Regions from separate parts of the Mus musculus genome. Here region 1 is linked to region 2. The links are chromatin contacts, found by Hi-C or POLR2A ChIA-PET in ENCODE. All regions are on one chromosome and are shown on one strand. The core of a region is the stretch at or near the end of the contact, and the rest is flanking DNA. Distances in the headings are between cores, read along the strand shown.

Evidence for each region. A loop is a pair of places that touch in the nucleus more often than their neighbours do. ChIA-PET counts read pairs that join two places held with the same protein, here RNA polymerase II (POLR2A).
Region 1: POLR2A ChIA-PET joins it to region 2 with 10 read pairs in embryonic stem cell. The contact joins the enhancer-like site here to the promoter of Fntb in region 2. A Hi-C loop is called at or near these places in 4 of 37 maps with a recorded cell type or tissue (T-helper 2 cell, heart and left cerebral cortex). POLR2A ChIA-PET finds 5 or more read pairs at or near these places in 2 of 5 experiments (both embryonic stem cell).

Annotation. Positions count from the first base shown.
Region 1 is chr12:76,940,799-76,943,897 of GRCm38, forward strand. The region is part of intron 2 of Max (Max protein); the gene reads right to left. Among named protein-coding and RNA genes, the nearest start is that of Max, 20 kb to the right of the region's middle. Within about 2 kb of position 1,839, at least 1 of the 3 ENCODE cell types and tissues checked has a DNase peak (open chromatin) inside an H3K27ac peak, as active enhancers do; it is left cerebral cortex, where a contact is called at or near this core.
Region 2 is chr12:76,835,956-76,838,828 of GRCm38, forward strand. Fntb (farnesyltransferase, CAAX box, beta) reads left to right here and starts at 1,512. Exons shown (of 12, transcript NM_145927.2): 1 at 1,512-1,696. The coding sequence starts at 1,553.

The DNA of each region.
Region 1 (3,099 bases), core at 589-3,088, 110 kb after region 2:
AGACCAAGGGCTGGAGTAGACCTGGCTTGGAATGAAAGTGGGTACATTTTTTTCCATCATGGTCTTAAGACCTCACCAAACCCTTAGACTATTGGTAAGGAGGCTCAAGTGAACAACACTGCTGTTGTATCACCATTTTTGCCTCCTGTCTAAAGAGATTAGCATGAAAGCTGTAAGTACTTGATGTCAACACCGGAAGGATAAGTAATTGAGACATCCCAGGAAATAGCCACACCTCTACAACTATAGCAGGCTGTGTGGGCCTGGCTCATCAGGGAACCACGTTAATAAATAAGTCAACAAAGCAGCAACAGGTTAGTGTTTACTATGCTCCTAGCATCCATCACACTTGTTGGAAGATTTCTAACAGGCTACATACATGGCCAGAGGTAGAGGCAGGGCACCAGCTCTACACATCAACTGCTACACATATAAGCTCAAGGCAGGGCAGCACAGTAGCCCAGAGTCTAGTGCTCCTTCCAGAGTCTGAGCACTCAAAAGCTTTGCCCTCAAAAGGATCATTACTGACAATTCTGCTTCTCAGCCTAGTGCTCCAAAACAACCAGAAAAAAGTGACGGGAAGGCAAAGAACACACCAGTCTTCAAACTAGCAAATCTCAATTTACCATACTAAAAATCCTAATGACCAACTTACAGACCTTAGGACAGATGGAGTGAGGTGTACAAGGCCTGAACTTCTACCGTCTTTGGGAATATTACACTTTCCAGGCTTTCTTCTCATAGTGCCCTCAAAGTGATCTGCTCAAGACATCATTCATAGTCAACCATTATCTGGTAAGAGTTATATACAAGGCACAGTGTGGGGAAACAAAATATATTAGTCACAGCTTCTTTACCCATAAGCTTACTTACTGTCTAGTGAGAAGATAAGTATTATCTCTATGCAGACAAGCCACAGGCAGTGCTGACAAGTGTACTGACTAACAGATTATAAATGTCACTCAACAGGCAGCTTCTGGGAGTGACAACCCACCGTGTGGTAGACAATGGCCTGAGTGCTGCACACTGCTGATGCCCCACATGAAGCAGTGAATTAACAGTGTTAGACCAAGGGCAGAGCAACACGAGTGCACAGGGGAAGCTGGATGGGTTTTCAGCTGAGTGGTCACCCTGTGTAAGTGCAGTCAAAGAGCCTTTTTTTTTTGGTTTTCTGAGACAGGGTTTCTCTGTGTAGCCTTGGCTGTCCTGAAACTCACTCTGTAGACCTGGATGGCCTCAAACTCAGAAATCCGCCTGCCTCTGCCTCCTGAGTGCTGGGATTAAAGGCGTGTGCCACCACTGCCTACCTGGCCAAAGAGCCTTCTGAAGGCAGAGTTGGCAAAAATGGGGAGGGAGCACATAATTAGTAGGGACTAATAAAAATATCTTGCCCCTTTGACAGAAATGTCAATGAAGCTGTTTAGCAGAGAATGGCAGGTGGCAAGGTGGGGGTTCAGAAGATGGAGTTGGGCTGGAGAGAAGGCTCAGTGGTTAGGAGCACTGACTGCTTGCTCTTCCAGAGGTCCTGAGTTCGATCCCCAGCAACCACGGGGTGGCTCACAACCATCTGTAATGGGATCTGATGTCCTCTCCTGGTGTGTCTTAAGATAGTGACAGTATGCTCACATGATGGAGTTGTATTCTCCATTCGTCCCATAGACATTCCTGCCCACAGCTGCTCCTTCCTGACTACAAGTCCTCTACCTTCTCCATCCCTGACAAATAAATCTCTGTGCACATTTATACCCCAGTCTCACTCACTGAGACCAGATCTACTCTGAAACTGTGATCTTTCTAATTTAGTCCAAGTGCTGGGATTAAAAATAAGTGTACAATCTCTTTTTAAACTTGCCTATTTTAAAGGTATCTTCCTAACAGTTCCCAGAAGGCAGCCTTGGTACTTACCAAGCCTGTGCATCTGGGACAGAGGAGACAAACAGACTCTGAAAACGAGAATGCTTGCAGATGGCTGCTGCTGCTGCTGCTGAACAGGCCTGTGCTCTCCCAGTCTCTCTTTCAGGGACTTACAACTGAAACCATAAAAGTACCCAGTACCCAGAGGTAAAGTGAGAGGCGAGCACAGCAAGCCAGAGAGTGACCACGGCCCTCTAGGTGACAGCAGTTTCACTCACAGTAGTCTTCAGCGAAGACGGAATTATAAAGGCTCAGAGCAATGCTCTGGGAATAGGAAGGAAGTCCTCAAAGAATACCGACTGGTCTGTTCTGTTTTTAATTAAAAAAAATGTTGAGATGGGGTCTTACTACTGTGTAGCCCTGGCTGTTCTGGAATTCACTCTATAGACTAGGCTGTCCTCAACTGCTTCTGCCTCCTGAGTATTGGGCTCAAAGGTGTGCACCACTGCAGCCAGCTGACTTTTAAAATCCAGAATTCAAAGCATCCCTAAGGCTAAGCACAATACAGCCCTTCCTCCAGCCCCAGCTAAAAGCAGAAGTGCTCTTGGTCACGTGGGCAGGCTGCCCCTGGCCAATCGACAATCCCAAAAAATGGTCAGGTTTACTTTATTTTGTCCTTTCTAGTATACTCAAGAAGTTTAAAAAGTTAAAACACACACACACACACACACACACACACACACACACGAGATACAGGATGCCACAAAATATATTTCCATCCACTCCAGGGAAGAGAAACAAAAGATTAAAGTCAGAAAATACCAGACTCCTCTGCAATCAATGCCTCTCATCCTTCAAACCACAAGACTACAGAAGCAGCCACAACTGTGTGCATACACAACTGTGTGCATACACAACTGCAGCCACAACTGTATGCATGTGGAGGGCCCTTCCCAAGCTTTATGAGTTCATAGTACTCGTACAATAAACATAAAGGTCCTGGGATTTATGGCATGGACTATGGAATGGACCGGGGTTTTCAGTTTCTGTTTTCTGAAAAGGCTCTCAGTCAGCTGAGTCAACTGACAATGTTCACGTGAGTCCGCTGACCACATGAAGCCTGGTAAGTCAATGTGTCCGCAGATCAGCCATTGCTTAGTAAGCACATGCGTGATTGTTTTTCCTGTTTGGTTTTTAATGTTTAGAATTCACTAATTCTGAGTAGACATGCCTCTTCTGAACAGG
Region 2 (2,873 bases), core at 262-2,761:
GTATTTGTGAGGTATATAAGGATATACTCATTCAAGGGTTATCAGAATTAACCGAAGCATGCACAAGTATATTTATGGCATGTTCCTTCAAATGCCGTTCTGTCTTCTTGCTGTCCTTCATTGTTTTGTTATAGATGGCTACTACTTTGGTTTTCAGCTTAAGAGACCTAAAGAAAGAAGGGTCTGGCTCAGCCACCAAATTTAATTAGAACTCAGTTTCTTCTGTCAGTTTCAAAGACATTTTTATTTTCTTTCCTTTCTAATTTCGAAAAATTTCATTCTGTGTGTGAGCCTGTATTTACTGTGCCTTCTCTTTTCTTTAAAGTTCTAGTTTGTTTCCTTTTTTTGTTTAATTGTTTCTGAAGAGAGAGAGAGAGAGAGAGAGAGAGAGAGAGAGAGAGAGAGAGAGAAGATGTGGAGTTGGGTGGATGGGGAAATTGGGAGGATTTGGGTGAGGGAAACTGTGATTTGAATATATTGCATGAAAAAATCATTTTCAAATATATACGTATGTATATATATATGAAACAGTAACATTAAAAACGTGTATGGGTATTTTGCCTGCATGTGCACATGTGCATTACTTGTGTGTATGTTGTCTGTGGAGGCCAGAAAAGGGCGTCAGATCCTCTGGACCTGGAGTTATGGGTGGCTGTAAGTCTCCAGGTGGCTGCTTGGAATCCTGTGGCGCTGCAGCCCCTGCTGAGCCACCCGTCCAGGCCTGACTCTATTATTATTTTCTGTCATACCATAATTGGAAGCTGTCAAATATTTATGTTCACTTATTTAATTCTGCCTATTCCTCAAAAATGAAATTCAGATGTAATCTAAGGAAAAGGGCATTGTAATTTTGTTCACTTCTGCATTCCTGGGCTCTGGCACGGAACAAGTAGCAGGAGCTCCATGAATATTTGTTGATATTTCTTTGGATGATGCATTTACACTCATTTCTTCTATGGTATTTTAGTTTCTTTTAGTTTCTGCCATTGCACTGTAACCTCCAAAGGAGAAAATTACAGTACTACATTTCTCTATCTCTGAGTATTGAGACCTGCAATTCTGCTAATGCACAGAAAAGCTGAGGCTTCTCCTAAGAGGCTGTCAAGGACCCAAAGGTGCATGGTAATTCTATTAGTTAATAGCGTGACTGAGGTACTCAAGAGAGATGTCAGAAATGCTTTTTTTTTTTTTTTTTTTTTTTAGGTTACATTCTTAGGGTTCTTGAACAGCTGAAATCGCAAGCTACTGCATTACAATTAGGCGAGAGCGAAACGTTGACGTTTTCTTTTTTATTATTTGCATAACGAACCGAGGCATCCTAGATCTCCTTTCTCCAGAAAGCTGATCTCCTGCAGCAGCTCATCTGTCCGACGGGGGGCGGCAGTATCCCAGTAACTCACTTCTTGAAGATGTGTAGGTGGGAGGAGAGATTCGCGTTCAAAATCTTTTTGACTCTACGGACTTTCCGTAGCGCCTTAGCCCGCTCGAGTTTCAATGCGCGTTGTTGCTGGATGAAGCTGAGTCCTATACAGCGCTCGCAGCTCTCCCGATCATGGCTTCTTCGAGTTCCTTCACCTATTATTGTCCTCCATCTTCCTCCCCTGTTTGGTCAGAACCGCTGTATAGTCTGAGACCTGAGCACGTGCGGGAGCGGTTGCAAGACGACTCAGTGGAAACAGTCACATCCATAGAACAGGTGAGGTGGCAGGACTGGGCGAGGCGCCCGCGCGGGGCCTTCTGGGAGTAGGAGTCCCTTTTGTAAGCCCGTCTCGGGGCAAAACTCTCCATGGAACTACAACTCCCGTAGTGCACTGCGCCCCCGCCCCCGAGCTCTAGGCGCCCAGACTGGGGCTTCCGAGTGGAGCGTTTTCGGGGCTTACTTGGGTAGGAGAGGGTTGTTGTCAGGGCTGGGTTTGGAGAACAGGACAGTACCCCTGATCTCTCTGCTTCGGACGTTGTAAAGGATCTTGTTTCGTGTCTGGAGTCCACAGCAGCCTGGGCGGACCAGGTAGTCCGCTCCGTTCTGTTTAGATGTCTTGAGGTTCTAGGACCGACCGCTCACTTTTCTTCACATGTTCGCAGTTTCCGGACATCTAGGGGATCGAACGGCCGGACTGTGGTCATGTCATCCCTAAATCGATTTAATTTCTGACCTATTGGGTCAGGTTGAGGCCTACCTCGTGGTGGGTAACCATTTGAGCACTTGCTGTTGAACGCTGGAAATACAGAAAAAGATAACAGCCCCTAGGCAAGAGCCTGGTTGGGCAAGACAGACTGGAAAACTGTATAGTTCGGAAAGCACAAAAAAGTATGGAGTTTGAACTGCTTGTGATTCACTAAGGCCTAGAGTGTACCAGACATGCCATTTTGAAAAGTGTTTTAAGGTGTGAGTAGTGAGTTGATAGCTTACATTTTTCTCACTCTCCATTTGGAATTGTTCCCAAATCGGTTGTTGTAGAGCTGTTTACCCATCTGTTACTAGAAGTGGTCAGGATGAGTCCTGTCGCTAAGGAATAGGCATTCAGCCACTTACTAAAATAAGATCTTACTAAGATCACTACTCAGGCTTAACTGTGGAGGGACCGGCTTCATCTTATCTTAAAGCTGTGAGCCTCTATTTAGGCAAAACTAGCAGCAAATAATGACTGTATAAAAATTTCAGTTTTTATGTGTGCGAATGTGTGTATGGCATGTGTTTGTACGTGTTGATACCAGGACACACAATATGTGGGTTCGGAAGATCCAACTGAAGTTGGCAGGCTTGCATAGGAAGCACCTCTACCCACTGAGCCATCTCTCTTGCCCTAAAGATTCATAACAGAACAAGGGATTGGACACATGGTTATTCACCTAGTAGCAGAGGGACTGTTTTA